6 separate regions of the Mus musculus genome follow, and regions 2, 3, 4, 5 and 6 are each linked to region 1. The links are chromatin loops, found by intact Hi-C in ENCODE. Cell type or tissue: heart. All regions are shown on one strand.

Region 1 (5,000 bases):
CCTGTACCTTGCCTATGTGTAGCCTCCAGGGTCCCCTGGCCTTTGTAGGCCAAGAGGAGACCCTATCAGCATCTGAGTGGGCCCTGTAAACCGGAAGACGAAGCAGCACATCTGTGATCAGAAGATAGTCTGATGGTCTGGCTTGATGTCTGTATATAAATCCTGTATCACACGGGGGTGGGGATGAACACTTGGGGAGGTGAGCTGGAGTGAAGGGATATGCAACTTTTAAATATTCATGGTGAGTGTGCCTGACACCCCCCCCCCCCCCATGAGGTTCCATGGTGAGGTTCCAGTTGCCTCAAGAGTGCTAATCTAAGTTAGGGAGCCGTTATCTCCATCTTACTGGTGGAGAAACCAGGTGGTCAGGAAGGAGAGGAGACTGGCAAGTTGCTCTTCCTGCTTCTAAGCCTGCTGCTCAGGTAGCAGATTTATATTTTGGAAAACACCATATAAATTACCTTAGAGACCACTGGCGCCAGGGAGTGACTGATTTTGTGTGATCTTTTTTTTAAAATTATTTTTTATTATGTGTATGTACAATGTACCAAGAGAACATACAGGCACATTTGGAGGTCACAAGGGGGCATAGAACTTCTGAAACTGGAGTTAGAGCTGGTTGTGAATCCCTACGTGGGTTGTAGGAACACAGTGCTCTTAGCTGCTGAGCCATCTCTCCAGATCCTCTTGTTTTCGAGGAGTTAGAAGTTACAGGTTCCAAAGAAATCTTTATTATTGTTGAGATCTGGTATCTTCCTTGTGGGTGGGCTGGGATAACTGGACGTGTAAGATCAAACTAGCCTTAAATTCAACCATCCTCCTGCCCCAGCCTCGTGGGGGTGCTTTTCCAGCAGGTCCTTTGAGTTTCATTTTCTAAGCTTCAGGGATAGTTGAGGCCTCAGATGACCTTGCAGCAGGTCCTGGAGAGTGTAGTATAGGTTTACTGCTAGGAGCTGATCCGCTCCGCGCGGGGGATCCACCCCAGCGCTTGGACCTGCCCTCCGCCGCGCTCGCCGCCGCCTCCGCGCTCCCGGGACCCGCAGGCCCCGCTGGGCGCGCGGCCCGCAGTCTCCGCACGTCGGCCTCCGCCCGCCCCGCCCCGCCCCGGCGCGCATTTCCATTTTAAACCGCCGCCCGCCCGCCCCTCGACCGACCGCGGCCGGCGCAGCTACTCGCGCGCCCGGGAGCCTCGGGAGAGGCGGAGGCTGCCGGATCGCCGAGCTGTGCAGAAAAAGGCCCTGGGATGCGCTTGGGCCCCGTGCACTAGACAATGAAGCCGCGGGCGCTGCCGCCCGCCGCGGGCCCTGCGCACCCAGGCCGCACCTGCCGGCGAGGCGGGTTCCGTGCCTGAGCGCCCGCCCGGCCCCCCATGGCTCGGCTCCCCGGGCGCGGACCCCGGCAGTCGGGCCGCGTGGCACGCGGACGGGCGGACTCCAGGGGCGCTGTTCCCGCAGCTTGAGCGCGGGCCTCGCTGCGCGCGGGGGGCGTGGGCGCCGCTCCCTGCCCGCTCGGGCTCAGCACCTGGCCAGCTCTGCGCCCGAAGCGCGCGTCCCGGCGGTCGGCGGCGCTGGATGCAGCCCGGCCTCGGAGGGCGGCGCGGCGGCCGCGGCCCCTGGGGACATGTACCTGCTGGACAGCAGCGGCGAACCCGCGTCTTCGCCCGCAGACGCGATGTCGCGCGGGACGCCCCCCAGGAAGACCGTCTACCGCATCTCGGTGACCATGGTCAGGAAGGAGCAGCTGGCCGCTCCGGCTCCGCGTCCTACTCGGCGGCCCCGGCCCGCGCGCTCCCCGGAGGCGCCCGGGCGGCTGGAGGAGGAGGCCGAGGAGGCGGCGGCTGAGGATCCTGAGATCGGGCCGCGCGCCTGGGACTTCCGCGCCTTTCGCACACGCAGCACCGGGCAGCTGGAGCTCGGGCGGCTGCGGCCGTGCTCACGCAGCGCGGAGCCCGCGGACCTGATGGGCAGCCCCACGGCTGAGGCGCCCAGCAGTCCTGACGGTGAGGAGGCTCGGGCCGCGCCCCTGCGGCGGAGCCTCAGCTTTAGGCACTGGAGCGAGCCCGAGGCGCCGCGGAGCCCTGCGTTGAGCGGCGGGAGGCGCCACAGCAGCTCTGGAAGTCTGGCTTGGGCGCCGGACGACGAAGTCGAGGCGGACGTGGTCCCGGAGCCGGTGGCCGGAGCGCAGCCGGCGGCGGAGAAGCGCAACACCTTGGACGTAGGCGAGGTGCTCAGCAAGAACGATGCACTCTCAGACCTGGAGCGCTGGGAGCGCAGCAAGAGCAAGAACCGCACGCTGGACAACAGCGACCTGCAGCGGCTGGAGCGCGCGCGGGCCGCGGCTGCCGGCCCTGGGGCCGCCTCGGAGCACCGGCTGCTGCGTTTCTTCAGTGGCATCTTCGCGCGCAGGGACGGCGGGCCCTCACCCCGCAGCGGCGCCCTGCGCTCTCGCGGTTACTTCAGCCTGCGGCGGGCCCCGGCCGACACGCACTCGTCCAGCGCCGAGAGCATCGAGGGGTCCCCGCGCAGAGGTGGGCAGGGCAGCCCAGCCGGGGACTCCTGGGCAGGAGCGGTGGGGGCTGGGTCTGCGCTCCAGCCGACTGCGGTGTGAGCACTTTGAGGCCCGGGAACAGAGCGGGCACCTGCTTTTCCCGGTGTCCAGCTGGCCAGTGGTCGCGAGGGTGTGAACTAGCCTGCTGCTCAGTACAGCAGCCTGGGTACTACTGAATGCTGTCTCTCCGTTTTATATGCTTTAGCAGTTCTGGGCCTGCCACCTGGCCTTAGCTTGACTAGGGTAAGATTACCTGGCCAATTGCTGCCTCCAGCTGGTGCTGGTTCAGCCCTCTCCATCAGAAGTATGGAGCTAGAGCCTGCCTCAGCCTAGACCGGGGGTGAGGGTGGAGTGGGTATAGCAGCTTTGGTCCTGGACAGTACAATGCAGGTGCAGCTACTGGCTGACCAAGAGGAGCCTGGATTCCTTTTGAGTCGATCCTTTTCTCCTTTCCTGGACGTGGGGACAGGCTGTTGGTTCCACCATCTGTAAGTGCTGCGATGGCTGATTTGGCGGGTCCTACCTATAGAGCTTTTGGTAGTCAGCTCATTACTGGTGAGAATGAATGACAGGTATCCAGGCTCCTCTACCCCCACATGCCATTGGGAAAGCAAGCCAGAACTGGTCGTGAAAGCTTGGAAGTGACAGTCCTGCAGCCCACCCTGAAATCTCAGGGGTCTCTTTCTCACATGCCTACTAGGGCCTTGTGGAGATACTGAAAACAATAAATTAGACATCAGATAGATAACATTGGGGGGCCGGAGGCAGAAGCCTCCTGAAGCCACAAAGCATGGATGGAAATGGGTTCTGTAGATCACCTGGAGGGAAAAGAGTGGGCATGGGTGGAGTAATTGTTACACCTACTGTGTGGGAAGGGGAGTGGGCATTTCACTAGGGAGATTCCTTAATCATGTGTCTAATTACAAAAAGCTGCTGCTGCTGGCTATGGAGGTAGAAAAGCAGCGTTGGTGTGTAGCCATTCCTGAGCAAATCTCAGCTGGCTCCAGCCATTCGGGGAAAGAGTTCTCCCAGCTGGGCGAGCGGCACAGGGGAGCTGACTGCCTCGGGTCCAGGTTCACACTAAAACCAACCTTGACAGGGGACAATACTGGGAAGACAAACTCTTTCCATATTGCTGCCTTGGCCCTAGGAATGTGCTAGGGAAGAGAAGTGCTCTGGAGCCAACCCCCCACTCCCCCTGCTGTGGCCTGCTTGCCTGCTTGTTTTCTTTGTTTTGATAGGAAGTTACCTGTCACCAGGCTTGCTAGGGTGAGCTGCCTTACCTGTCTAGTTTTAACATGCCTTGCAGCGTTTTGGCAGACTCCTTGGTCCATTCCATTAACCCCTCTTACTTTCTCTCCCTCACCACATGCTTTTACAATGTTAGGAAATGGCACAAGTTATTTTGGGGGCCAGTGGGATTGACTCAGCCAGGTAAAGACACTTGTCACCAAGATGATGGAGTTTGATCCCTATTGCCCACATGGTGGAAGGAGAACTTAACTCTCCCAGGTTGCCCCTCTGACCTCTACACATTGAACCACAATACCAGTCTGTGAGCTCACCCATGAGCATAAATGAAGAGAAAAGGAGTTGGCTTGCACGGAGTGGCTGTTGCCATTACTTGCACAGAGGAAGTGCCATTACAAAGGCTCTTGTTTACCAGTGGGATTGCATCTGTTTTTGTGGACTTGGTAGGAAATAGTAATTAGTTGCCTGGGTTCAGATAAGCACCTGCTTTACAGAGAAGAGGGGAGGAGCACCGGCGTGATTGGCATGAGTGTGCTTGAGCTGCACCTGGATGCAAGTTAAAAGCATTTGAGGTTTGATGTTTCCTTTGGGACAAAGGCTTGAAAGTGGGTTTGCAATAGTAAAGGTGTTAGGTGTGTTGGAAGTTTGCCCCCTAGGGGTGCAAGGTTTTACTAGGAATGGCTGTAGTAATGATCTTACTGCTTGTCTCTGTGGATTGACCATCACCACACACTTTATGGGTCCTGTAGAAAACCCACAACCTGTGCTTCTAATCCCAGCATTTGGGAAGTAGAGTTAGGAGGGTCACCCTGTGCTCTCGTGCTCTCTCGCTCGCTCTCTCTTTCTCTCAGGTTTGAGACCTGGGCTACATCAGATCTGTCTCAGAAAAGGGGGAAAACAAAAGCTGAAAGTAGCCTTTTTTTTTTTTTAAGTGTATTGTGTCTTAGCAAACACATTTACACAGAACTCTGGGTTCTCACTTTATTGTAAAGTCTAGGTTGTGTGTGTGTGTGGGGGGGGGGGGGGGGGCTCTACACCTTTAACCCAGATGAAGTCTTTGCCATTGGTGAAAATGTCAGAAATGTCAGGTCACTCCTCAAGACTTGGGTGCAGCCAGTCCTGAGGCGTTTAGAGATAGTGTTGTAAATACCCCAGCTTTCAGGTCCTCCCACTTGGTTAGGATCCTGTGCCTTTTACATATT
Region 2 (5,000 bases), 120 kb before region 1:
TAGCGGCATCCGGACGTCCCGCGGGGCCCGCCCAGTGCGCTGCGACGCGATCGCACAGCGCACCCCACGCGCGCGGGCCGGCCGGCGTGATGGACTACAAGTCCCAGCAAGCCCAGAGGCAGCGCGGGGCGGGGTCTGGCGCAATTCCCCGGGATCCGGCGCGCTGGGAAGCGCCGCCGAGGACGCAGCGGCGGCCGGAGGGCGGCGAGCGCAGGCGGGGGCGGGGCCGACGTGGGCCAGAGCCCTGCGTGCCAGGGAGGGGGCTGGCCGGGCAGCGGCGGGCGGCGCTCGGAGCGGTCTCCGCGGCTGGCAAGGCGCCTACAGCTCGGTCCCGGCTTGGCGGACGGCGCAGGGCAGCTGAGGGCCCCGGCCCGCGCGGTAGCGCGGCACTCACAAGCGCGCGGACCCAGCCGCAGCCGTGCGCCCGGAGCAGAGCGGCCACTGCCCGGGGGCCTCGGCCCCGGCGCTCGCAGCGCCGTGCTGCCTGCGCTTTAATGGCTGCTCGGCCGGCCGGCGTGTAGGGGTGCGGGCGGCTGCGGCGCGGGAAGGCGCCCGAGCGAGCCTCCTCCGCGGCCGGCCGCGCTCCATGGCGCCGCGGTCTTCCCGGACGGCCCGCTGACCCGGGACGCTGGTCCCTGCTATGAACTGAGCCCCTCTACTGCTTCATCCTCAGCGTTCTTTTCTTTTTCTTTTTCTTTTTCTTTTCTTTTCTTTCTTTCTTTCTTTCTTTCTTTCTTTCTTTTTTTTTTTTTTTGCGCCTCCTCGGCTCCGTGCTCCCCGGGGGCTGCGGCGCCCCGGGTCTCGGTGGCCCGCGGGGCTCCGGGGCGCGGGGCGGCGACGACGGGGGGCGCGCGGCTTTGGGCGCCGCGCCTGCACCATGAACTACCAGCAGCAGCTGGCCAACTCGGCTGCCATCCGGGCCGAGATCCAGCGCTTCGAGTCGGTCCACCCCAACATCTACTCCATCTACGAGCTGCTGGAGCGCGTGGAGGAGCCGGTGCTGCAGAACCAGATTCGGGAGCACGTCATCGCCATCGAAGGTGAGGGCCAGGCCGCCCGGGGCTTCTGGAAAGCGCGGGGGAGCGGGCGCCCCTGGCGCGGCGGGGTGTGTGCGCGCGTGTGTGCTTGCGTGTGTACACACGCGGCTGCCCGGCGGAGAGAGCACTGCGGTGCCTCTTGTCCCGCAAGGCCGGCCAGTCAGCCAGGGAAGATGGGTTGTCAGCGTTCATTTGATAATGGACAATGGAGTCTCTCCTGTGAGAAAGTGGCACGGTGCTGCTACGTCCGGGGCGGCCCGCAAGCCCCGTCCGGGCCCAGCAGACGCCTGGGGGCAGCTGCTTGGGATGGCGCCACTGGATCCCTGACAGGTTATCAGGCCCGGCCTGAGTGTCTTTCGTGGACGTTGAAGATGTGTTTTGAGAAGCGCTGCTGCTGGGGATGCTGTTCCGGCCAGCTTATTCAGTTGCTTCATGGCTGGCTACCCCCCCCCCCCTCCAGTTCGCGGATACAGGGGAGGTGGCACATGTAGGAAGCCAATGGGACCCAGGCAGTATCATGCCCCAGTGCTGATCGGACTGGCGTTGTACAAACGCTGGCCGTTTTGTACTAAAATCCTGAGGCAAATTATAACCCTTCTTGGGAGGCAGGACACCTTGATACTGTCTTGCTGAAAGGGGCACTTTAATCCGTCGGCTACTTGGGAGCCACCCAAGGGGCGGAAAAGTGGATGATCTTGCTGCCTGTAAGCCTGTGTTTGCACAGAACACTGTTTTGAGCCCCCAGTGTCAGGCAAGGCAGTATCCCTGCAGGGGAGGATGGAGCCGGTGGCTTTGCCCTGGCTTGTGCTCTCTTTGGACTACCCATGGCTCCCGTTTCTCTCCTACTAGGTGCCTGACCTGTTTCCTTGGGTTGTTTCTTCGGGCCTGCCATCATTTACCTGGGGGAGCAGGTGGCATCTAAATGGGTAATGTGTCATAGATCAGCCAGTGGATTAGCAGTCTATCCTCTTGAGTTGCTGTTGGCCAGTGACAGTAAAAGGCCTGCAGGTGGCTTGTCCTAGTGTAATACTGCGCCTGCCAAAGGCTAGTGAGTCCTCTGTTGAGAGCCATGGGAACCTTCCAAGTCTAGCAGGAGTGTGTTCAAAAACAGGTGCAGGTACTGCCCTGGGCTCCTCCCCCGACTCCTCCCCCTGTTGTGAGACGGCCTCTGCCCCTAAGAAAGCTTGGCTCCCGTGTGTTCTGAACTTCTAACCCTGAAGTATTTGGGTTTAAAACTTGGCTGCTTGGATAGAGATGGTGGAGGCTCTGTTGCTGATCCTCTTGGCATTTGGCAGCCTCATGTACTTGAACCACGTCCCAGGCAGGCTGGAAGACTGACTGACTATCCACCGGATATATTGTAGTTCTAGGGGAGGGTCCAAGCAAGCTCCATCCTGATGAGGGACTGGCTCTCAGTGCACCTGGGCCCCCTGAGTGTTCATGGCTGCCTGTGGTGGCTTCAGATGCTTCCAGACCCACTAAGAGGCACAGCTTCTTCTGTGTGTCATGGAGTTTTGTGGTGTTGAGGAGGGCACTGTCTCCCCTCATCATCCTCCCAGTTGATGGTGAGGAGATAGAGCTGATGGGTTCCTCTGAGAGCCGTCTGTGGGTTCCTGTCAGAAGTGCTGAAAGGTTCTCGTGTTTCTCTCAGATGGCTGCTCAGCTTCCTGGCTGCGTATACAGAAGTCTGATGAAACCCTTTGAAAGCTGGTGCCAGGAATGGAATGCACCTGACTGGAGCTTCTTGCTCTAGAGGAGAGAAAGACCTCCAGCTGAGTGTGACTCATTTCCCATTCTTAAAGCTACACTCTAGGGTCTTGTTAGCAAGAGGATGTTCTTTCGTGTTTTTTTTTTTTTTTTTAAAGTTGTTCTTCCGCAATGATCTCTCCTTGATAGCTTGATGCTCACCTTAATAAGACGAGTCCATGTCCCCTTCTCTTTATAACCTTTGTCATTCTCAGTGAAACCTGAGCTAGTGGATGGCTCATGCTGGAGACTCTGATAATGCTATTCTTTCGGCTAGGACTAGAAATGCCTATATTGTGCCAAGTCTGTAGTAAATTCAGTGAGCCCGGAGAAGAAGCGGTGGTATCTGCCTCTGTTCGTTGAGCCCTTACTTATCTACAGCGGTACACTGCACATTTGTGGAGAACTGGAGGACAGATGTTTTGGTATTCACAACGGCCTCACCATATAGAGGAGGAGGTGGAGGTTGGGAGGGGTCATGACCTCTGAACTAAAGGGTCAGTCAGGCCCCGGGTCTCTGTCTTCCCAATGCATCACTGTTTCAGGACCTCACTGTGCCTCTTGTAATTAAATCCTAATTCATGGGTTATAACGGATTGGCCTTTCTGTGTAAGTTTTAAGATACGGGCAGGTCTTTCATCTGCTTCTTCGGTGTTTGGCATAGTGAGAGCGTTGCCAAGTTGTGTAGCATGATGGTCTTGGGTGAGAAGAGGATAAACGGTTCTTACTGAGAACCTCACGCATGCGTGTGTGCTTTGATCATCTCTGCCTCCCAGTCACTTCCCATCTCCCCTCCCAACTTGATGCGCTTCCTCGCTCTCACTGCCATTACAAATACACAGGCCCATTTACTGCTGCTGTGCATACGTGCACTGGTGCAGGATTGTCCACTGGAGCATCCATTGCTCTTTTAGGGGCCACATCCTTGAAGAAAACTGACTCTTCCTCCCCAAAGCAGTCATTAAGTGCCAGATGCTCCTCAGCTAGGGACGAGCCCTTCCTCGTCTGTGCTGGAATTTTGGCAGCCTTGGTCTTGTGAACGCTATCATAGCTGGTATTTATTTATGTGCACAGTGATGTCACGTCCAGCGAATCCTGCTTCAGTGTTGACATCCACTGTCATCTTTCTGACCCTTCCTCTGCAAGGATCTCCGAGCCTTGGTGAGAGGGAGCAAGTGTTAGACAGGTGTTCCCTTCAGAGCTGGGTACTTCCCAGTTTCTTATGCTCTGGGTATTGACCAGTTGTGGGTGTCTATTAATCTGTCCTGCAAAAAGAAGCTTCTCTGATGAGGGTTGGGAGCTGTACTAATCTAAGGGTATAAAGATTAATTCAGGGGGCAGTTTGTTATTATATCCCTATAGGAGAACAATAGTATTAGGTTCTCCCCTCAGGCCTATAACCTAGCAGAACATGTGTTTTTGGCTTAGTTAGCAACACCAGACATAGAGTGCGTCTTGTAGAACGAGATTTAAATCCAACCAGAAAGTGGTTGGTTACTCCTATAACATTTGTGCCACTAATGCATATATTGCCATGTGCCAGTGGATATATCTTGGTAGGCTAGTCATTGTTACAGCTTGTGGGATCCACAGCTGGGTAAAACTGTCAAATATTTTTAGTTCTTGGTCACATAAATATAACCTTCCAGCACTATGACTGCTAGCCAGTGGGGATGAAATCCCAGGTCAGTACCAGCCTGATTTCTTCATGTCTTACGTATGTGGTGACCTCAGCTATAGGGCCTACTGTCAGATTTAGAAGTTAGCTAAGAATGACAGCAGTAGGTTATAAGAAGTGTCTGTTTTAGGAGTCTGTGGTATCCCACTAATCAGTAACTTTTGGGGGGCTGGAGAGATGGGTCAGTGGTTAAGAACACTGTTGTTCTTTCATAGGATCTAAGTTCAGTTCCCAGCATCCATGTCTGGTGGATGCCTGTAACTCCAGCTCCAGGGGATGTCCGATGTCCTTTTGGGCGTAACCAAATGTGGAACCTGCAGACACAGGTGCATGCAGACACAGGTGCATGCAGACACAGGTGCATGCAGACACAGGTGCATGCAGACACAGGTGCATGCAGACACAGGTGCATGCAGACACAGGTGCATGCAGACACAGGTGCATGCAGACACCAAATCTGGATAGGTGTGTCTTCATTGATGCTCAGCTAGGAAGGCATTGCCTTGGTGGTACAAGGTGACACAGGCTTGGAGACCATG
Region 3 (5,000 bases), 50 kb after region 1:
GAAAACTTTGCCCCAAGGTCTTACTGACCTATGTGTGTGCCATTGGAACTTGAGGTCTGTAAGTCTCTTGGGTAAATATTCCACATTGAAACGCGTACAGTTGTTGCAGGTGGCTGTCACTTCACACGCAGGCACAATTAATTAGGAGCTCTTCCTTGACCCTAAGAGCTTCCCCGGGGTGAGCTTCCAGGGGGAGATTGGGGCTCCCTTGTTTGTTTACACATGTAAAGAGACAGACACAGACTGGATCCAGACTGTCTCAGCTTCTGTGAGAGAGGGTTGCTGGGCACTGCAGGGAGCCTGGTCTCTCCCTCAGCTTCATCCTCCCAAGAGAGCTGTTGTAAATAAGAGAGCTGTTGTAAATACGATGATGGAAGAGGCCTGGGTATAGATTAACCTTACCACTCCCCCTTTAACTTTGCTACAAATGAGTAGTAATTTCCCAGCAGGGAGCTGAGTGGGTGGGTGTGCTTGGTGGCTGCTCAGCCTCTGCTGTAGCAGGAACTCTCTGGGAAAACACTCTCACTGGTGTGCGCTGTGGGCACTACGACTCTTGAGCACACTGTGTGGGTGCAGAGGAAGAGTCCCCACTCAACTTGAGGTCCACTAAGTCTTTGGAAGGTTCTGTGGAGGCTGTGTGGACTGACCCCCATGGCCTGTTTCCAGATGGGGAGGCTTCAGGGCACAGGTAGAGCCTTGCATCTGCAGTGTGGGACACACACACACACACACACACACACACACACACACACACACACACGAGGGAACATCAGTAATTTGGCCATAGTGCATACACGGACGTCAGGCCTCACAGCCTCATCCTGGGCCCCGCTCAGCTGCCCTTCTTCACTCCTCTCTCTGCAGTTCGCCATGTGGGTGGACGCGGTCATCTTTGTCTTCAGCTTGGAGGATGAGATCAGTTTCCAGACTGTCTACCATTACTACAGCCGAATGGCCAACTACAGGAACACCAGTGAGATCCCATTAGTGCTGGTGGGGACCCAGGGTGAGTGCCAGCTCTGCTCGGGTGTTTCTGAAGGTTTTGTGGGCATGTGCGCAGTATGGAGGAATTTGGAAATGACCTGAAGCTGAAAGTGGGGGCTGGGGCTGAAGTTGCTTTTCAGAATGAGAATTACCATCACGTGGCCTTTCTTGATTAGTGCTATGGAAATGACACTCAGGCTCAGACAGACATCTGCCACCCCAACCCCATCCCTGGTGCTTTAGGAAAACCTGTTGGCTCATGGTTTGTCTACATTACGATGCCTTAGTTGCCTTTTGCATAAGACACCTTGTAATCAGGTTGTTTTTATTTATTTCTGTTACACCAAGTGTCTGGTTAATTTCGACTTTCAGTGCCCGTTTGGTACTAGCTTGTGACACACAGTTGAGTTTTGCCCTCACCCTTGTTATTTCTCAGGATCTCATGGTCTCTCCTTTTCTACCCAGCAGCCCCTTCACAAAGGCCACAGCCTCCCTGTGACTTCAGTTATTACTGTCTTTCTTATCACTTAAAACATGTCCTCTGAGTAAGGTGATTGTCACACAGAATCGGACAACTCCCTCAGCCCTGGTCACAGACTCGCTCTCAGGAATTGGCCACTGGAGTCCAGCCAAGGTTTTAAGCAAAATTGTGGAGTATTCCTTCCTGACTTTTCTAAAATTTGAGCTGCTTTTGCTATTTCATTTGGAATTAGTAAATCTGGTATTTACCAGCTGACGTGCAGTCAGGGTTTGAGAGCTGTGTAATGAGGCACTGGCTGCCTGCCCTCAGTGTGTCACTTCTAAAATATTAAAATTGTGTTCCCATAGAGACCACCATTTCTTCCTTCCTTTTTCCTTTTCTTTCTTTTTCTTTTCTTTTCTTTTCTTTTCTTTTCTTTTCTTTTCTTCTTTTCTTTCCTTTCCTTTCCTTTTCCCTTTTCCCTTTTTTCCCTTTTCCCTTTTCCCTTTTCCCTTTTCCCTTTTCCCTTTTCCCTTTTCCCTTTTCCCTTTTCCCTTTTCCCTTTTCCCTTTTCCCTTTTCCCTTTTCCCTTTTCCCTTTTCCCTTTTCCCTTTTCCCTTTCCCCTTTCCCCTTTCCCCTTTCCCCCTTTCCCCCTTTCCCCCTTCCCCCTTCCCCCTTCCCCCTTCCCCCCTCCCCCCTCCCCCTTTCCCCTTTCCTCTTTTCTTTTCCTTTCCTTTCCTTTCCTTTCCTTTCCTTTCCTTTCCTTTCCTTTCCTTTCCTTTCCTTTCCTTTCCTTTCCTTTCCTTTCTTTTCTTTTCTTTTCTTTTCTTTTCTTTTCTTTTCTTTTCTTTTCTTTTCTTTTCTTTCTTTTCTTTTCGGATGCATGCAGTGGTCTTTCTTATTTCTGAAGCCTGCAGCACCAAACTCTGCCACCCAATCTTAAACCAAATAGAAGACTTTTTTGTTCCTATAGCTCCCTCTGCTGGTCACCTGGAGACAGTGCTTTGGTTTTTAATGTGCAATTGGCCTTCCTGTCTTCATGTGGTCCAACAACAGGAAAAGTAAAATACAGGTGATACACACCTGTAATCATGGTACTAGGGAGTTGAGAAAGACAGATTGCCACTGAAGGCTAGCCTGGGCTACAAAACTAGACTGTCTCAAAAATACAAAGCAGTGTGGTGGTCCGTGCCTTTACTAGCACTCTGGTGGATCTCTGTAAGTTCAGGGCCAATCTGATCTTTGTACCAAGAAGTTAGCTGTACCAAAGTTGTAAGCTTTGTGCATGGTACACTTGCCATCCAGGTAACCTAAGATGAAGTATGCAAGCAGATGATATAGGTCCTATACAAGTATCACAGCCTGTCATGGAAATGGCTAGAACATCTATGTGTGTGTGTGCATGTGTGGACCCTAGAAGTCCTGAAACCTGCTACCAGAGCATTGACACTGTGCAACATGGTGGCATGGTTAAGGTGTCTGCTCTGGAAAGTCCTCAAGTGGAGTCTTAAAGCCATTGCATCTCCCAGCCAGGTTTCCCCCACAGTTGGAGCAGGGGAAAATTCTGAAGGAATGCTTTGTCTATGACCGACCGGGCAATTCCCAGCAGCAGCCCAGTGTGTAAGAGCCATGTGGGCCTGCTTCTGAGACACAACATTTTCCCATTGTGGACTCTCCGTGGCTCATGCTGGCTGGAAAGAACAGATTGCCTGCTGCATTTCTCATGCCTACAGCGTTTGTTTCTGTTTGCAGTGGGGCGGAGTAAGAGTCCAGGCTTTGGCCCACGCTCCTAGACTAGAGCTAGTGTAGCCCCTCAGTGCTTTGGGAGAGGAAATGTCAGGTCAGGTAGTCATGTGTCAAGAGTCAGTGGACATAGGACTTGACCTTGATCTAGGGTTTTTTGTTTTTTTGTTTTTTTTAATCTCTTTTATCTCAGTATGGGACCAGCTGTTCTGGGGCCCTGCTTGGACCTTGTTACTGGGCTGAGGGACCAAGGGCACCTATGGCAGAAGCTGGACTCTGTGCGGCTTCCCCATGATATTCTGTCAGTACCCATGTGTTCCATGCTCAGTGGGCTCCTGAGGCACCTGTGCCAACACTGGGGATGTCGGCAGCAAGGCCCTCAGGTGATATGAGAAGGTGCCTGAGGGTTCCTTTCTGCTGGCTAGGCTAGGTGGTTTTAGAGGCCAGGGGTTGTTAGGGTGAGAGAGAGAGCTGAGAAACTCTTAGGGATACCCAGCCTGCAGGAGGCCGGGAGGCCAGTGCTGAGAGGTGGTGCTGAGCTCAGTGCATCTTCTAGGGCAGGAATGGCCTATGCTTGCTCATCTGGGGCCACATGGGGGAGTGAAGGACCACTCCGGTGCTCATTAGGCCTGTTCTACCCCCAAAGACTTGCAGTTAGACTGATTAGGAGATGCAGCGTTAGGACACTGCCAAGTTAAAGTGGGTGCATACGGGGGCCAGCTAGAGCTGAGCTGAGCTGCGGGCCCAGGGCCACCTCTGTGACACACTGACCTGAATTCATATGTGGATGGGGTAGCTGCAGTTTGTTGGGGTCCCAGGCTGGATAAAATGGGAGCTTGGTGGTCTGTGCTTTCCAAATTAGACAAAGGCTTCGAGAAATTATGGTTTTAAATTTATTTCCTTCCTATTTTACTTTAAAAATAAAAATGTTTACGCCTTTAAAAAGGACCTTTTCCCTACTTGTTGTAAACATATGTCAGATATACTTACTTGTTGGGCAAGACAGATGGACATGTTCTTTGGGCTGTATCCGAGGAACCTTTGTTGGGGAGGCTGTTGTCACATGGACACCGAGTGTCCAAAATCACACATTTTGTTTTTGTTTTTGTTTTGTTTTTCGACACACCAAGTGAGCCTAAAGGATAGGATAATGAGCCTCTCTCCAAAAGAGCCTTGACCTCAGTCCTTCTACCTTGGCCTCCTGAGTGTTACGACATGTGTGACCTCCCTACCCCAGGGGTTGAGTTGAGCCCAATTTTGAGGATGAACTGTTTTCAGAATCCCAACTTCTGGGAGGAATGACTTCTCCATGGGCTTTGATGGGTTTTGAGTTGCAGGGGCCCCCAGAGCTGCAGGAAGCAACTGGCTGTGGGGCAGGGTTAAGTCCCGTGGGCTCTAGAGTCATGGGAAGCAGATGCTAGTGAGCACCCTGTCCTTGTCTGTTGCAGATGCCATAAGTTCCACCAACCCGAGGGTCATCGATGACGTCAGGGCTCGGAAGCTCTCCAATGACCTGAAGAGGTGCACGTACTATGAGACGTGCGCCACCTATGGGCTCAACGTGGAGCGGGTCTTCCAGGACGGTAAATGGCCAGCTTTGTGACTGCAGGGGCTCTGGGACACACTCTGGGAGAACAGTCACACGTGGCTGTGGGGACAGAAGCCCACCACGTAGTGTGCAGGCAGCAGCGTTGGGCAGCTGCTCCCAGTTACACTTTTAGGGGCTGTGTTCAGAAGAAGGAACCCTGCAGAGTAGTCCCTGATGGCATCTGTGTGTCACTGTGTAGCCTGCTCTGCACAGGTGTGTCACTG
Region 4 (5,000 bases), 55 kb before region 1:
GACTGCTGTCAGTTGTGGTCAGAGGAAAGGGGCTTTGAACAGTGGAGTGGGAGTCAGCCGCTTTTTTATCTTTGAGGGTCACTGAGCATCTAGAGTCAGCCATCTCTAGCTGTTAGCCCCTTGTTTACCTGCCCAGCTCTGAGGTGGCTGGCAAGCTATGGGCTACAGCTTCAGTCCTGCATGCTAGCTGAGTGCCTCACCCTGCAGTGGATGGCAGAACTTTTGCAGGCTTGCATGCTGGAATGCACACAGCCAGCTTTTCCTGACCCCTCTGGGTTTGTGGTGAAGGGAGTCATTGAAATGGGTGGGATAATCCACTCTTCTCAGAGGTGGGCTGCTGATGACCTCCACAGGCCTGAGAGTCTAACTTAATAAACAATGGCTTAAAGTCTTACGATGAGTTGTAGTGGTATTAGTGAGGTGTGTTATTGTTTGTTTGTTTGTTTTTGTTTTTCGATCACATTTTACTGCTTTATTTACATATTAAATATTTCTCATGAACTTTGCTTTATAAAACTGACAAAGATTTTTGCCTCATTAAGCAAGCTGTGTTTGCTGACTGTAGCATAAACACATCATCACCATGCAAACAGACATACATTTAAGTGCATATACTGTGAATTTTTGGCTTTTAGGCTTTCAGACTTGTTTATTCAGGTAGTATAAAAAAAGAGATGAGGCACATTCTTAGGGGAATTTTAAGAGTACACATAGGTTAAATTTTTTGTTCTGCGGTAATTGTAGACTCATGCTCAGCAAACAAGGCGATTGAAGCAGCAGGAAGGGAAGGAAGTGAGTAATCTAAGTGGATAGTGGGATCTTAGACTTAGCTTCTTGCTCGCCTATACTGCCCCCTGCTGGCCATGCCAGACTTTGCATTGCGGATGTATACTTAGCAGGAAGGGGATCAGTTGTTTCATACATACACACCATAGGTGATCTCTTTCTGTGATCTTCCTTTCTTTCCCAAGAATAGAAATGACTTTCAGGTCTTCTGTTCTGATATCTTAAATGATATCTTGGTCTCTTCTCTCTGCTCTTCCTACAGCTAACCTCTGGGATTATTTCCTGTCCAGGGTTCCATGAGATTTAACCTTTTTTTTTTTCTTTTTCTGTTTGAAAGAATTGAGAGAGTGATTAGTGCATTGTGAGCTGCTAGTTCTTTTTCATTTTATTTATTTATTTTTGAGGCAGAGTGTCGTCGTCCCCCAACCCCCACCAGGCTAGCCTTGAACTAACTCATGCCCCTGCTTCTGCCTCCTGAGTTCTGGGCTTAAAGGTGTGAACCACTAAGCCAACCTGCTAGTTCTTTATAAAAGATAGAAACATGATTATAAGCTCCTGAGTGGAGGGGTCATTTCCCCCATTGGGGAGCAGTGGGTGGAGTCAGGACCCAGGTCAGCTGACAGGAAGGAGGACCCAGATGAGATAGCTCAGATGTCTCCAGAAAGCAGGAAGACTTGGAGGGGGAACAAAAGGCTTGTAAGGGAGCCTGCGTGGTTACAGCACTAATTTCTGCATGGCCCCGGTTCCCCACTGACTGCAGAAGAGCAGGTATCTTGGGAGGATGTCCCCGCCCACTAGAAATGCTGATAGAACCCCTGTCCAGGATGCAGAGGTTGTCCGTCCAGGAAGGGAGTGAGGTCCAGGTCCCGCCTTCCCCCAGTGGTCACTGTTGTCTGCTCCTGTTCTGACCTGGCTTTGAATCACTCATTTCTTTATTTGTGACCGAAGCGATGCTGTGGACATTTGTTGGTGCTGCTGGTTTTCATATTTTCTATTTGTTCAAAGCATGTGTTTATAATCGCATCAAGTGTATCATTCTCTCTCACTGTCTTCTCCATCTTTTGTCTGCTCCCATCTTCCCCACTCCTGTACCTGCTCCTTCCAAGTAGCTCCCCTCCCACTTTCATGGCGTGTGTGGAGGTGTGGTGTGGTGTGTATAACACCCGTGTTCTGCGTGTGACAGAGAAAAGACAGTATTTGTCTGTCTGGGTCTGGCTTACTTTACTTATTATGACAGTCTCTGGCTCTGTCGGTTTTCTTGCCAACACATACTTTATTTTCTCTTTATGGCTAAATAAAACTCCTGTGTGTGTATGTACCACATTTCACCCGTTCATCTGCTGCCAGACGCTGGGCTGCAGTGAACAGCGATGCGGTAGGCATGAACGAGCAGCATGAACGAGCAGGTGTCCCTGCGGTGTGCTTAGGCCTTTGGGTAGATTCCCAGGTACGGGTGGGTCATGTGATCTTGCCAATTGTTTTAAATTGAAGCCAGGTTTTTGGTTGACTCATTCTCATCAGCCACCAGTAGATGGAGGGAGTGAGACATGCAAACAGAGTGCTGTCCCCACTGCCCGGAGTCTGTGACATCCATCCCTAAAGATGTGTGTTCATATTGTTCCGTGTGGATGTGCCCGAGTGTGTGTAGCTGAAAGAACCCAACGGAATTAGCTGTTGGTAGTAATATGAAGCGGGAAAAGCCATTTATGAAAAGTTTAGTCATCTTTGAAAATTAAGGAAAGTGTATACGTTTGTTTGGTTTGCAAACACTCATTTTTTTGGTAAGTCAGCAGCAGCCAGAGTGGACTGTAGAAATACGGTGGAGAACCACGGGGTTGGTGGTGTACTGCTAAGTACAGTTGTACATCGAGGGTGGGCACCCCTCCTCACCTGGTAGTGGTCTCCAAAGTGGTTGGACAGTGCTTGGGCACACAGTGGAATACTGCAGTCCTGAGGGGACATCATACTTTCAGGGGTCACTGTCTTAATCTGATTTCACGTTAGTGACATGGCAAGCTGGCCATGAATGCTGAGAATCCAACTCTGCCTGAGGTGACTAGACAACTCCAAGGTCAGGGTGCCAGCCAGGACACCTGGGGCTGCAGACCCTTTCCTGTGTTCCTCTGTGTTCTCAGCTGATACATGCTTACACCTGGGTGGGAGGAGCTAGGCAAGCGCAGGAGGTTAAACTTCTTGGAGTCCTTGGAGAGGGTCTGTGGCTCAGACCAGAGCCCTCTGGGCCTTCAGGATCCATGTGCTGAGTCCCGGAGACCTCCTTCCAGGCTGAATTGTGCCCAGCAGATATGAGACACCTAGAATTGTGTCTCTGATGGACTCCAGGCAATGCTTGTTGGTCCGGGTGGGTGCAGAAGGAGCTGGGGTTCCCACTGGTGTACTTGCCAGGCTGGTAGAAGTAGATGCTAGTGTTTCTGATGAGTTTTGAATGGCAGGGTTCTACAGAGAAGGCACCTTGGAGAACATATTCCCTCCTTTCTTATTCCTTAGTCCTAGAGAAGAGATGGATGGTGACTGTCAACTGAGACTCTGGACTGGGTTGTGACACTCCCCATGCTGGGTAGAGGGGAAGTTTTAGGGATTAGGTCATAAAGATGGGGCTGGTTGGCTGGTGACTGTGGTGTTAGCACTGGAGGGGCTGAGGCAGGAGGAACCTTTGAGTTTTGGAGTTTGAGGGGAGCTTGGGCAGCATAGTGAGACCTCCTTTCCAGAGCAAAACTGGCAGAGTAAGGTGAGTGTCCCCACTCTCACTGTGATGCATAGTGAGGACAAAATGCTCTCTAGTTTGAGGCAGTGATATTCCCAACCTGTGGGTCGCAACCCCTTGGGGGATGGCCAAACAAGCCTTTCACAGGGGTTACATATCAGATATCCTGCATCTCAGATATTTATGGTATCATTCATAACAGTAGCAAAATTACAGTTATGAAGTAGCAAGGAAATACTTTTGTGGATTGGGGGTCGCCACAACAGGAGGGACTGTATTCAAGGGTCACTGTATTAATGGTCCCAACCTTGGGTAGTTTGTGAGTCATTGGCTTAAGGGATGGCCTGCCATTGTCCATGGTGTCCTGGATGACACCTGACCTTGGATGTAAGCTTTCAGAACACCTGTGCATGGTCAGGTCACTGAGTCTGTGGCAGCCCGTGCAGACCGAGTCAGCTCTGTGGGGAAGGGATGGGAGTGAGCAGACTCCCGTAGGCCTTGGCCTCAGAGGGCACCTAGATGCCAACGAGGGCCTCAGCACTCATCACTCGCAACGCAGTTCCTGGAGATGCGGGCCTAGGTGACTTCACTCTGGATCAGGACAGCCATGTGCAGGGCCTGATCTCAGGCCACACATGGCGAAACCCTTCAGACCACCCAGCTTCTCTCATCTCCCAGACGCTGTTCTTTTCTGTACTCTGCCCCTTGTCTCCCAGGAGAACGGAAGTCCAGTGCAGTGTGTCCCATTCGGAGTACCTTCTTTCAGCAGCTGGGGAAGTAGCCAGTGTGTGCACATACAGCAGGGCCTCAACTTGCCCCGTCTCACTGCGCCGGGTCATTCATCTTAGACTTGCCAAGCGAGCACAGTGGCCTCAGACGCCCATGCTTACAGAGCTGGTGTAAGCTGGCAGGTGTTTTTGTGGAGCTCCATTGGCCCTCTGGGTGTGTCACAGGTACTGAGTAAGGTGGCTCAGGCAGGTGACCCTGGGTCCTGCAGTCAAATGTCTTGATAACATGTTGCTTCTACTGGACCCAACTGGCAGCATCTTTGCTTTTAATTTTTAATGTTAATTAATTTAAAAAGGTTTTAAAAATTAATCGAGAGCTGAAAACACCTTCAAGACCCCCTCCTAACTCAAGGCTGTAGAGAGCGGCCTGCAGGGTGCTCCTTTGGGCCACACTTCCCTGGTGCTTCCTAGGATAATTAATAGGTCCGGTTTGCTTTCCATGCGTGGCCCATGCAGAACAGAGGACGATCATACAATGCTAAGTTTCAGGGAGTTTGGTGGTAGTGCTCAGAGGACTTGAATTTGGACAGCATGAACCATGGAGTCCCCCAAATGGTATAAGCCATATACTACTGGTCATTATACTTTACATGGCCCCCCAGCAGTGGGTAGGAATATTGGGGGTGTTATCAGATGCAATCACATTGTGCTTTGGGACATCTCAATGCAGCCTGGCGAGTTGGAACTTTTTCCTGGGAGGAGTT
Region 5 (5,000 bases), 350 kb before region 1:
CTGAACATGAATGAGGCCAGGACAAGCATTTCCCAGATGAGGAGGAGCTGGTGGGCCCATCCCTAAGCAGTCCTGAGTGTCACAAACTCTCCAGTTAAACTTCCAGTTTGAGAACCCAGAAATCCCTTTCTGTTGCCCGGACAACCAGTTCCAGCTTCAGGTTAAAGCCGAGCAAACAGTGTGAGTGCCAGACTGGTACAATTTGTAAATCAGCAGTGCCCAAGATTACTGCCACAGCCTCATGCATCCTGCAGAGCTCTCTGGCCAGCCTGCTGGTGATAAGGCTCATGGGAGCAAGCCTCCTCCAGCTTCACCTCTGGGACATGTATCTCACGCTCTGGGTGAGTTCCTGACTCGATGCCTGGTGGTTGGTTCTATGCTGATCAGATTCTGCTCTGGGTGGTGTCCCACAGCAAAGCTTTTTCCCATGGGAGGAAACACATTTGCAACCCTAGTATCAGCAGCACACACGCACACGCACACGAGCATTCTTCTGCACACATACATGCACACAAACATATTTCTGTACACATACAGACATGGATATATACACATTCAAGCATGCCCCCCCACATATATACAAACAAACATGGATTTGCATACACACGTCTCTTACACACACACAAACATGCTTCAACAATCTGAAAACTTGCATATTGCTTTAAATACCATTAAGGTGCTAATGAGCCCATTCAGGTCTCCAGTGCATCCTTTACTCTGCTCTTGGAGAGCTTTGTCTGTTGGCTGTGGCATTTTCTTCCTGTACATTTCACAGGTTCTGTGTTGGACACAGTACTACTAACACTCCCCTTTCCAAAGCCCCAGCTCCATCTTCAGCATTTCCCATCCATCGGTTTGTTAGGCACCAACCCCGAGGTCTCTACTCAGTGGCCTCTCCCTCTCAACACACCAGCAGTCCCCATCTGGTGCCAAAGGCCTGGAGGATTCTTGAGAGCTGCTGGTCTTCAGCTTGTTAGCAGCGTCAGGATGGTGCTAATATTAGTGAAGGAAGCGGCAGCAGCAATGGAGTAGATGAGCCCATCAGTGAGAATGAAAGCCAGTTAGGAAAAAAAGAAGTCAACGCTCTTCTCTTTCCAGGTTCTTTATCTGACCTGCTACCAGAAGGCTCAGCCCACATTTAGGCTGGGTCTTCCCACATCAATGAAGACAGTCAAGACAACCTTCCACAGACATGCCTATAGGCCCATCTGATATGAACAATCTCACTGAGATTCTCTCATCCACAGCGATTCTAGGTTATGTCAAATTAACAGAGCTTACCATCACAGAGATTAATGGATGGGTTACATAAACCATGCAGATACGCTGAAAAAAAAAAAAAAAGGATAATCCACATCCCAGAGGAAAAAAGAGACTTCCTCACGCTACTCAGAGTGGCTCCCACTTTAAAAACCTAGGACGGCTCATTTCCGGTTGCTGCTTGACTCGTTCATTATTTCTGACTTCCTTCTTCCCATTTCCAGTGAAGCTTTTGCTACGTGCTCACTCCCAACCACCTTCTCCTTGGCGTCCCCTGTGCTCAACTTTTTCCCTGTCCCTTCCCAGGGAATCCCCTTAGCAGAATTCTGAATGCAGTAGAAAGCCAGTGGCTCCACTTCTTGACAGACCAGCCCTAAAGTCATCTTGAAAACTGGGGACACCAGCAGCACAAGGGGGTGGCCAGGGTAAAGCATGCACACGTGGGTAAAGCTGGGATGACGGGGATGCTCCCTGCTCCCCAAACTGGGTGAGACCCAGAGACCATCCAGGTGTTGAACCATTCTGGATTGATCGCCCCCAATCTGGGTCTCTGTAGGAAACGACTGGGTCATTTCACTCGGGGCCTGACCAGGAGGTTTCTGTCTGTGTCACTTCCCGCCCTGTTCCCACATGAGGCTGCTGGAGAAGTCTGAGTAGCAAAGAGGAAGCATGGGGGTGGGTGCTGTCCGGTGTCTTCAGAGGCGTGTCTACATCCATGCGTGTCACCCTATAAGAGTGAGTGACAGAGGACGAGGAGGTGCAGATTGCTGCTGACACCTGGGACAAGTGACAGAATCTTGTCCAGCACAGACAGCAAAGAAGCAACCATCAAGGACTCAGGAAGAGAAAAAGCCATTACAGGAGTGGTGATATGAAGCAAGGGTCCGAAGCAGCCCCTTGAACACCTTTTAGTCTAGCTCAGAGGGGCACAGTATAGGGTCTAGGGCCACAGACACCCTCTGCTATGATAGTGTCCTCAAGACCAGTCATAAATCATTGGATTTTTTTTTTCCATAGTGTTTGGACACTAGATGTCACTGCAGGAAAAAAATCTGACCAGGAAACCCATGCAAGGGAGAATGCAAAGTGAATGTTTTGGCTAGCAAGGAAACAGTTGCCGTGACAACGGGCAAGCTGCTAAAGAACTTCCTCCTTTTTGAACAGCCTGTGGCCTCAGGGTGATGTTCTGGTCAGCAGCCAGGAAAGGAGAAGCTGATCCTGTGTATAGTGAGAGATGGAAGAGCAGGAGGGAAGACAGACAGGAGGGAAAAACAGAGACAGAGACGGGTTGGCTCGGTGGCTCGGAAGGCATAGGCACTTGGCCTCCAAGCTTGACGACCTCACTTTGATCCCTTGACCCTGCACAGTAGAAGAGAACCCCAACTTAGACTCTAGGACTGTGGCCTTTTCTTGTGAACCATGATATCACCTTCCCTCCCTCTCAAATAAACATTTAAAAAGTATATACATACACATACATATACATAATGCGTATGAGTGTTTTACCTGCTTGCGTGTCTGTGTATCGTATGGACTTTATGCCCATAAAGGCCAGAAGAGGTTACTAGATCTCCTGGAACCGGAGATACAGTTGTGAGTTGCCATATCGGTGCTGGAATCGAAATTGGGTTCTCTGGAAGAGTAGTGAGTGCTCTTAACCATCTCTCCAGCTCCTAAAATGCTTTATAAAGGGAGAGAGATGCACAGCAAGAGGAGAAAGACAGATAGGCAAAAAGACAGAGATGTACAGGGAGAGAGACAAAAATGGAGACATAAAATCGGGGATACAGAGGGAAGACAGAGAAAAGAAGACATAGACACCCAAGGAGAGAGACGGAGACACAAGACACAAGACAGAAACAGAAGGAGGGAGGGACGGAGGGACGGAGGGAAGAAAGCAAGAGGCAGACACAGTGAGGGGCTCTCAGGAGACACACTTTGAGCCTAAGCCCTCTTCAAAGGTGCATATCGAAGTGACTCCCCCACCCCAGTTGTTCTAATGATGATCTCTGTTGGTCAGTGTAGTGTCCACTGCAGGTAAAGACAAGGGCGTGGCCAAGGAGGCTTCGCTCACCTTCCACCGAGTTCCCAGCAGACTCAGTTCCCAGCAGACTCCTGTGTGAGTGGGATTTAAAGTTTGGCCACTGAATATTCAGAAACCTTTTTGCCAGCCACATCTTTCATGACCCCCGTGTTCATTTTCATGGCCCCATACCAAGTCATGACCTTCAGTTTAAGAATCTGTGATTCACACGAGACAACCCTCCTGCCCTTGTCACAGCTGGTTCCTGGAGAGTGTGAACTTGCACCCAGCAAGTCTATAGAGGCCAGGATGTGACTTCTCTGGGGATAGTTGTGTTTTGAGAGGAAACTTCTTATTGGAACACATAAGATATTGGTAATTAGATATCTATGAATGGGGATGGAGAATTATGAAAGTTCAGTACTTGCGCTCTAGAAAAGCCTTGGGCAAAGTCCTTCAAGAAGCCCTGGGTGCAGCAGGTGGGCCAGATGCTTTTCAGAAGCTCCCCGATGCGTCAAGGAGCGGTGCTAGAAGAAACTACACCCCCAAAAAGATCAGGACAAGATCTCTTCTCAAGAAGACAAGAGAAGTATGTTCCAGGGACCTAGGTCTTCGGGAAGTGAAAGACTAGACTGTCCCCAACAGTGCTGTGAGCTGATCACAGAAGGCCACATGAGAGCTATCAACAGCGGGATCCACGGAAGCCAAGATGGATCCGGAAGCCCACAAGGACTTTTCGCAGCAAGACTGAGCCCAGAAGAGGAAACCTAAGCCACAGGGGACCTGGGGATGAGCCTTCATGGTGAGCTGCTCCACCTGAAGGCAGCCCTCTCTCCCCTCTGCCTCTGTTAGTCTGTAGCATCCTACAGCAAACATTTATTATTCCCATTATTTCAAAGCACAAAAGCATTACTTGGGCCTGTTTTGCACATAGCAACCACCTAGTTTCTAAGCCGTTTCAAGCACCCGCCTGGTCTCACATCTTGTTTATTAGGATGTACATTAAGTATATTGAGATAAATTAGACACTCTGGCTGTTGCTATCAAGACAAGATGAGGGAACTGGGGAGATGCCTTGTTATGTAAAGTGTTTGATGTGCAAGCGTGAGAATCTGAGTTCAAATCCACAGCACCCACGTAAAAGCCGGATGGGGTGGCAGTGTGCATCTGGGACCCCAGCACTGTGAAGACAGGAAGAGGCTGGTCTCAGGAACTTGATGGCTGGACAGTCTAGCTGAAGTGGTAAACTCCAGGTTCACTGAGAAACAGTCTCAAAACGGAGAGTGATTGAGACACCAGAAGCCGACCTAAGGACCCCACCTGTGTTCATGCACATATACTTGATATTTAGGCTTCTTTACAGACAGACGTACACTCACACACACACATGAGAACATGGGGCGAGCATATTCTGAGGCTCCAGTCTGGCTGTCGGGTCCCACTTGCCATCTGTCATGTCTCCAGATCCAAGAATGAGGGAGCAGATTTAGCTCCCACTGAATGCTGTGGCTTAAAACCTCCCCCTCCTCCCCCTCCTCTTCCCCTTCCCCTCCCCCTTCTCCTCCTCCTTTCCCTCCTCCCTCTTCCTCCCCTTCCCCTTAACTCCCCCTTCTCCCTCCTCCTCCCCCATCTTCCTCCTTCCTTCTCTCCTCCCACCCCCTTTAGTCCTTAACTTTTCTCTTCAAGTTATTGCCAGGGCTGTGCACATCTGACTGCC
Region 6 (5,000 bases), 260 kb before region 1:
TCATGGCACCACACAGAACCACGTCTGCTGCACCGTTTGTTTCCACCGCTGGAAGCAGAGCATTTGGGACAACGCCCAATGGTGTTTCTTAGCATTATTGTACTCATTTTCTTGCCTGTGTTGTTGTCTGCACTGGATATGGTTCATATGTTTAAGGCTTGGTTGCCAGCTGATGGCCTTTGAGTTCTTCCCAATGGCTGAATCCCATGATGGATTCATAACACGATAGCATCATTAGGAAGTGGTAGAAAACAAAAATGGGTCCTCATTGGAGGAAACTGATCACAGGGCATACCCTGGAAAGATAGACCTTGTCCAGAAATGTTTGTGAATTCTCTCTGCTTTCTGGCTGCCCTGCGATAGCCATCTGTGTTCTGTCACATACACGCCCCTGCTGTGATGCACTGCCTTGCCTTGGACCAAAGCAATGGAGCCAGCCAACCATGGATGGAAACCGTACGTCAAAGTAAGTTCTTCCTCCTTTAAGTGATTTATATCAGGTGTTATATCACAGTGACGGATAACTGGCAAACAGTGATACAATAACAAAATGTCAGACCCAAGCAGCTCAAGTGATAAAAACTTATTTTCGTACAGGAAGTCCAAGATCAAGGTATTGTCAAATGTGTGGTTCCTCCTGAATCTCCCTGGATTTTGGGTAGCCTCCTTCCTGCTGGATTCTTGTGGTCTTTGTTCCATGCACGTATACTGAATGTCTTTCTGGGTATTCAAACTCCTACTTCCTGTGTGTGTTGGGGGAGGAGAGCTGTTCGTGTGTGTGGTTTATGTACATGAGTGTGTGGTGACTTGTGCAAAGGCAAGAGCAGAAAATTCAGATGTCTTTCTCTATTGCTTCCTCCATGTTACCTCGAGATAGTCTCTCAGGAAACTGGACACTCACACCTTCAGCTAGACTGGCTGCCCATTGAGCCCTAGGGATCCCCCTGTCTCCACCTCACAGTGCTGGGGGCTACAGGCTCATGTAGCCCTGCCTGATTTCTTTCTTTTTCTTACCTCCATGTTGGGGATTTGAACTCAGGCCCTCAATCTTGCAGAGTGAGCACTGTTAGCCTCTGAGCTTTCTTCCCAGTCTCCAAATTCCCACTTTTTATGGGAATTCCAGTCAAATGACATGAGGGTCCAAACCTGATAGCCACATTTTAGCATAGGCACCTTGATTAGAACCCATGGTCTCCTCATCTAGACAGATGCTAGGGCACTGCAGGCTTCTAGAAACTGAATTGTGGTGGTGGTGGTAGTAGTGGGGACATAAGTTAACCTATAATGGACAAGGTTCATTCTCTATTGTGGCTTTAGATACTGGCTGTACCAGTCTAACCATGCACCCCTGAATGTCTTAACCTCTCAAACCACAGAGTTCAGAGAGTGCTGTAGAACATGGGGGCTTCTCCAGTCTGGATAAAACATGCTCTCCCCTCTCAGTTCCCTTCCTCGCCAGCTATGTACCTGCAGACTTGCCTGTCTGGAGCACGCCCATAAGGCACTACAACACAAGCCCTCTCCCAAGAGCTCTACCCTAAGAACCACCCAGCAGCCTCCAGAGCTGTGGGAAGCTGCTGTCCTTTGTTTTGGCAGGGATCTTGTATTTGTATTCTGAGCCTAAAGGAAATCACAGGCATTATTCTAACTTCCTGTAAGGAGAGGCAGAGATTCTGCCTCTGCTGAAGTCACTGAAGGGTTCCAGGGCCATCGCCCATTTGTTTTCCTGACTTTCCATTTCTCAGTTACTATTTAAAGGTAACTTTCTGCGTTTCAGTTTGTTTGTTTGGTTTGGTTGTTTTTCATTTCTCTTGGCCCAATATAGATCCATGATAATTAACATATTGTCACTTAGCAGATTGACACCCACAGTGTTATTTGCACCCAGCCCTCTCCTGACTTTATAAACTAAGGAACAAGATAATTTCTGACTTTTTAAAAAGTCCCCCAAAACGTCATCAACCAAAATTCTGTTTTGAAGATCTTTTAAAAGAATCTTGCATATCTGCTTGCATGTGTGTAGACGCACCATGCATGCAGTACCCACAGAGGCCAGAAGATGGCATTAGATTCCCCTGACACTGGAGTTACAGATCTGTGGGTGAGACTGGAGCCTAGGTCCTCAGCAAGAGTGCTTAGTGCTCTTAACCACTAAGTCATTTCTCTAGTCCCTGAAATTCTATATATATATTTAAATTTTTTATTATTTTTTCCAGTTCTCTGACTTTTTTTAAGCTGGCTTTCAATGGGCACAAGACTTTGAGAAAAGAAAAAAAAATCATTTTTCCAATAATACAGTATTCTCCTCTACTCATAAGCAGTGATATACAGGAGCCTGCTTCTCAGATTCTAATTTCTCCATCTAATCTATTTAAAAATTATTCTACTTTCTACTTGTAAATGCTATCTGGAGCCCACCAACATCCTCAGCTCCAGGTGGCTCTTTTAAAGCAACTACCTGAAAGTATAGGCTGTGGTTCTTGCCCATGGGGGTCCAATTCTGGTTCTCAGAACCTAGATACACCTGCTGCATGGCCACCTGCTCTGTCCCATGTCCCCCTAAAGGTTCACCATGAAGGTCCAATGAGTGGCAATGGCTATCACTGGAATTTTGTGCTAAAGAACAAAAGAGGCTCTTTTTAGTCCTGGGTTCTAGCCATTTGCAGAATGCCTCGCAGTCCAAATTATACTGGCTCTTTCTCTGTCACAGTCTGCTGGTCATTCACTCTACTTCCATGGACAAACACTGTTACCTTTTAAAGGAAGACAGCCAGCCCTTTGCTTTTTCCTCCAGAAAATAGAAGAAAACACACTAAATATGAAACACACACACACACACAACATTGGAGGAAAATCTTTTCCTCAGACTGGACAGAAGATAACGAGAAGATGGGAAAAGATGCTCCTGTTAGTCTGGCCTAGGTCCTGAGTAACTCTCTGCACAAGGCAGAGGCTGTGGTACTGAGTTCACAGGTAGACTATCTCAAATCTCTGGGCCTGACACCACTGCTTGCCTTCATGGGATCCAACATGTTAGGCCACCACAAACACATGTCCTATAGCTTCAGTACAGGTTTGAAAGTCAATGTGCATTAAGTAGGGTCTAGAGAGATGGCTCAGTGGCCAAGAGCACTTGATGAATAGTCATGAAGATGGAATTCAGAATCCAGCATCCATGTAAGATGCCACATGTCCCCTGCACTCCTGTAAGCATATCTCTGAGGGAGGCCAGCCCAGGAGCATCACTTGGTCTTGGTGGCTCCCAAACTACCAAGAAAATGTGAGCCAGGGGCTCGTGGAAAGACTCTATCTCAAAGGAATATATGAATGGGAGAGGAAGACAGACAGCTGGTGTATTGTTCCAGACTCCACACAAAAGCACAGATACAAGCACCTGCATACCCATGCGTGTATATCCTCACGCACAAAGACACATGCACACAGAGATAAATGCATCTTTAAAAATGTATTGAGTGAATAAATGAATGAATGAATGAATCATATGAAGGGCTGGATGAATGAGTAAATGAACACTGGAACAAGAATTACATCTTTCTATCTATGTGTGCCTGAATCTCTATATGACAAATTCTGGGATCTAGGCATTTCTTTGGGAAAGCCCTCTTCCTTCTAAGCTGGAGGGAATACAAATCAAAATGGATACATCCTCACCCTCCCAGATTGCTCATTAAGTATTATGTAAGGCAGAGACTCTTGTCAATGCTTATTTCTCATCTGAACAATGGGATGGAAAGCCTGATGGCCTCCTACCTCACTACAGAGGAAGGGGAGAAAATAAATAAAAAGACAGAAAAACCATGATCTACCAGTGTCAGCAGACAAGGAGACACTCCTATAGAACCTATGGCTGTCAAAAGAGTAACAATGTAACATTAAACAACTCTGTGCTGATAGCCTTGACAACTTAAACTAGAGCGGACTTAAACTAGCAAGCAGAGTCCTGGAAAGACCATCAAACTTACTCAAGAAGAAATAACATCTGTTGTTATGTCTCCCTTTACATTTCTGATTTTGTTAATTAGAATGCTTTCCCTGTGCCCTTTAGTGAGTCTGGCTAAGGGTTTATCTATCTTGTTGATTTTCTCAAAGAACCAGCTCCTCGATTGGAGGGCATCATCCTGAGTGAGGTAACCCTATCACAAAGGAACTCACACAATATGTACTCACTGATAAGTGGATATTAGCCCAGAAACTTAGGATACCCAAGATATAAGATACAATTTGCTAAACGCATGAAACTCAAGAAGAACGAAGACCAAAGTGAGGACACTTTGCCCCTTCTTAGAACTGGGAACAAAACACCCATGGAAGGAGTTACAGAGACAAAGTTTGGAGCTGTGACGAAAGGATGGACCATCTAGAGACTGCCATATCCGGGGATCCATAATCAGCTTCCAAATGATGACACCATTGCACACACTAGCAAGATTTTGCTGAAAAGACCCAGATGTAGCTGTCTCTTGTGAGACTATGCCGCAGCCTAGCAAACATAGAAGTGGATGCTCACAGTCAGCTATTGGATGGATCACAGGACCCCCAATGGAGGAGCTAGAGAAAGTACCCAAGGAGCTAAAGGGATCTGCAACCCTATAGGTGGAACAACATTATGAACTAACCAGTACCCCTGAGCTCTTGACTCTAGCTGCATATGTATCAAAAGATGGTCTAGTCGGCCATCACTGGAAAGAGAGGCCCATTGGACTTGCAAACTTTATATGCCCCAGTACAGGGGAATGCCAGGGCCAAAAAGTGGGAGTGGGTGGGTAGGGTAGTAGGGGGGAGGGTATGGGGGACTTTTGGGATAGCATTGGAAATGTAAATGAGAAAAATACCTAATAAAAATATTTTTTAAAAAAGAAGAAATAACATGCAGGGCATGGTGGTGCACGCCTTTAATCCCAGCACTTGGGAGGCAGAGGCAGGCGGATTTCTGAGTTCGAGGCTAGCCTGGTCTACAGAGTGAGTTCCAGGACAGCCAG

The links. Peaks named below come from ENCODE experiments on the same cell type or tissue, not always from the same donor. Only the 100,000 strongest peaks of a DNase experiment are listed, where the experiment ranks them.
Region 2: it touches region 1 in a loop (5-fold over the local background); 9 of 42 quality-filtered maps call a loop at or near these places.
Region 3: it touches region 1 in a loop (4-fold over the local background); 5 of 42 quality-filtered maps call a loop at or near these places.
Region 4: a loop joins it to region 1, with 7 times the contacts of the local background. A loop is called at or near these places in 15 of 42 quality-filtered maps.
Region 5: a loop joins it to region 1, with 7 times the contacts of the local background. A loop is called at or near these places in 7 of 42 quality-filtered maps.
Region 6: it touches region 1 in a loop (2.2-fold over the local background); 3 of 42 quality-filtered maps call a loop at or near these places.

The regions. Positions count from the first base shown.
Region 1 is chr1:89,579,127-89,584,126 of GRCm38, forward strand. The region is part of intron 1 of Agap1 (ArfGAP with GTPase domain, ankyrin repeat and PH domain 1); the gene reads left to right. It overlaps Gm41914 (a long non-coding RNA gene), which reads right to left and starts at 1,801. Exons shown (of 5, transcript XR_003947925.1): 1 at 1,627-1,801. In heart, CTCF peaks have their summits at 2,304 and 4,459; DNase peaks (open chromatin) are centred at 995, 1,825 and 2,305; H3K4me3 peaks cover 2,328 bases; H3K27ac peaks cover 2,213 bases; H3K27me3 peaks cover 1,013 bases.
Region 2 is chr1:89,454,553-89,459,552 of GRCm38, forward strand. It overlaps Agap1 (ArfGAP with GTPase domain, ankyrin repeat and PH domain 1), which reads left to right and starts at 259. Exons shown (of 18, transcript NM_178119.3): 1 at 259-1,040. The coding sequence starts at 878. In heart, CTCF peaks have their summits at 178 and 2,030; DNase peaks (open chromatin) are centred at 179, 1,079, 1,399 and 2,069; H3K4me3 peaks cover 2,669 bases; H3K27ac peaks cover 1,556 bases.
Region 3 is chr1:89,629,524-89,634,523 of GRCm38, forward strand. Agap1 (ArfGAP with GTPase domain, ankyrin repeat and PH domain 1) reads left to right here. Exons shown (of 18, transcript NM_178119.3): 5 at 865-1,006; 6 at 4,637-4,771. Among named protein-coding and RNA genes, the nearest start is that of Gm41914, 51 kb to the left of the region's middle. In heart, CTCF peaks have their summits at 2,449 (motif pointing left) and 4,723; no DNase peak of the experiment used is centred here.
Region 4 is chr1:89,523,745-89,528,744 of GRCm38, forward strand. The region is part of intron 1 of Agap1 (ArfGAP with GTPase domain, ankyrin repeat and PH domain 1); the gene reads left to right. Among named protein-coding and RNA genes, the nearest start is that of Gm41914, 55 kb to the right of the region's middle. In heart, CTCF peaks have their summits at 865 (motif pointing left) and 2,318 (motif pointing right); DNase peaks (open chromatin) are centred at 857, 1,514 and 2,277; H3K27ac peaks cover 280 bases.
Region 5 is chr1:89,233,173-89,238,172 of GRCm38, forward strand. No RefSeq gene overlaps it. Among named protein-coding and RNA genes, the nearest start is that of Gm34331, 130 kb to the left of the region's middle. In heart, a CTCF peak has its summit at 2,291 (motif pointing right); DNase peaks (open chromatin) are centred at 1,909 and 2,399.
Region 6 is chr1:89,321,226-89,326,225 of GRCm38, forward strand. No RefSeq gene overlaps it. Among named protein-coding and RNA genes, the nearest start is that of Gm41913, 64 kb to the right of the region's middle. In heart, a CTCF peak has its summit at 2,048 (motif pointing right); a DNase peak (open chromatin) is centred at 1,546.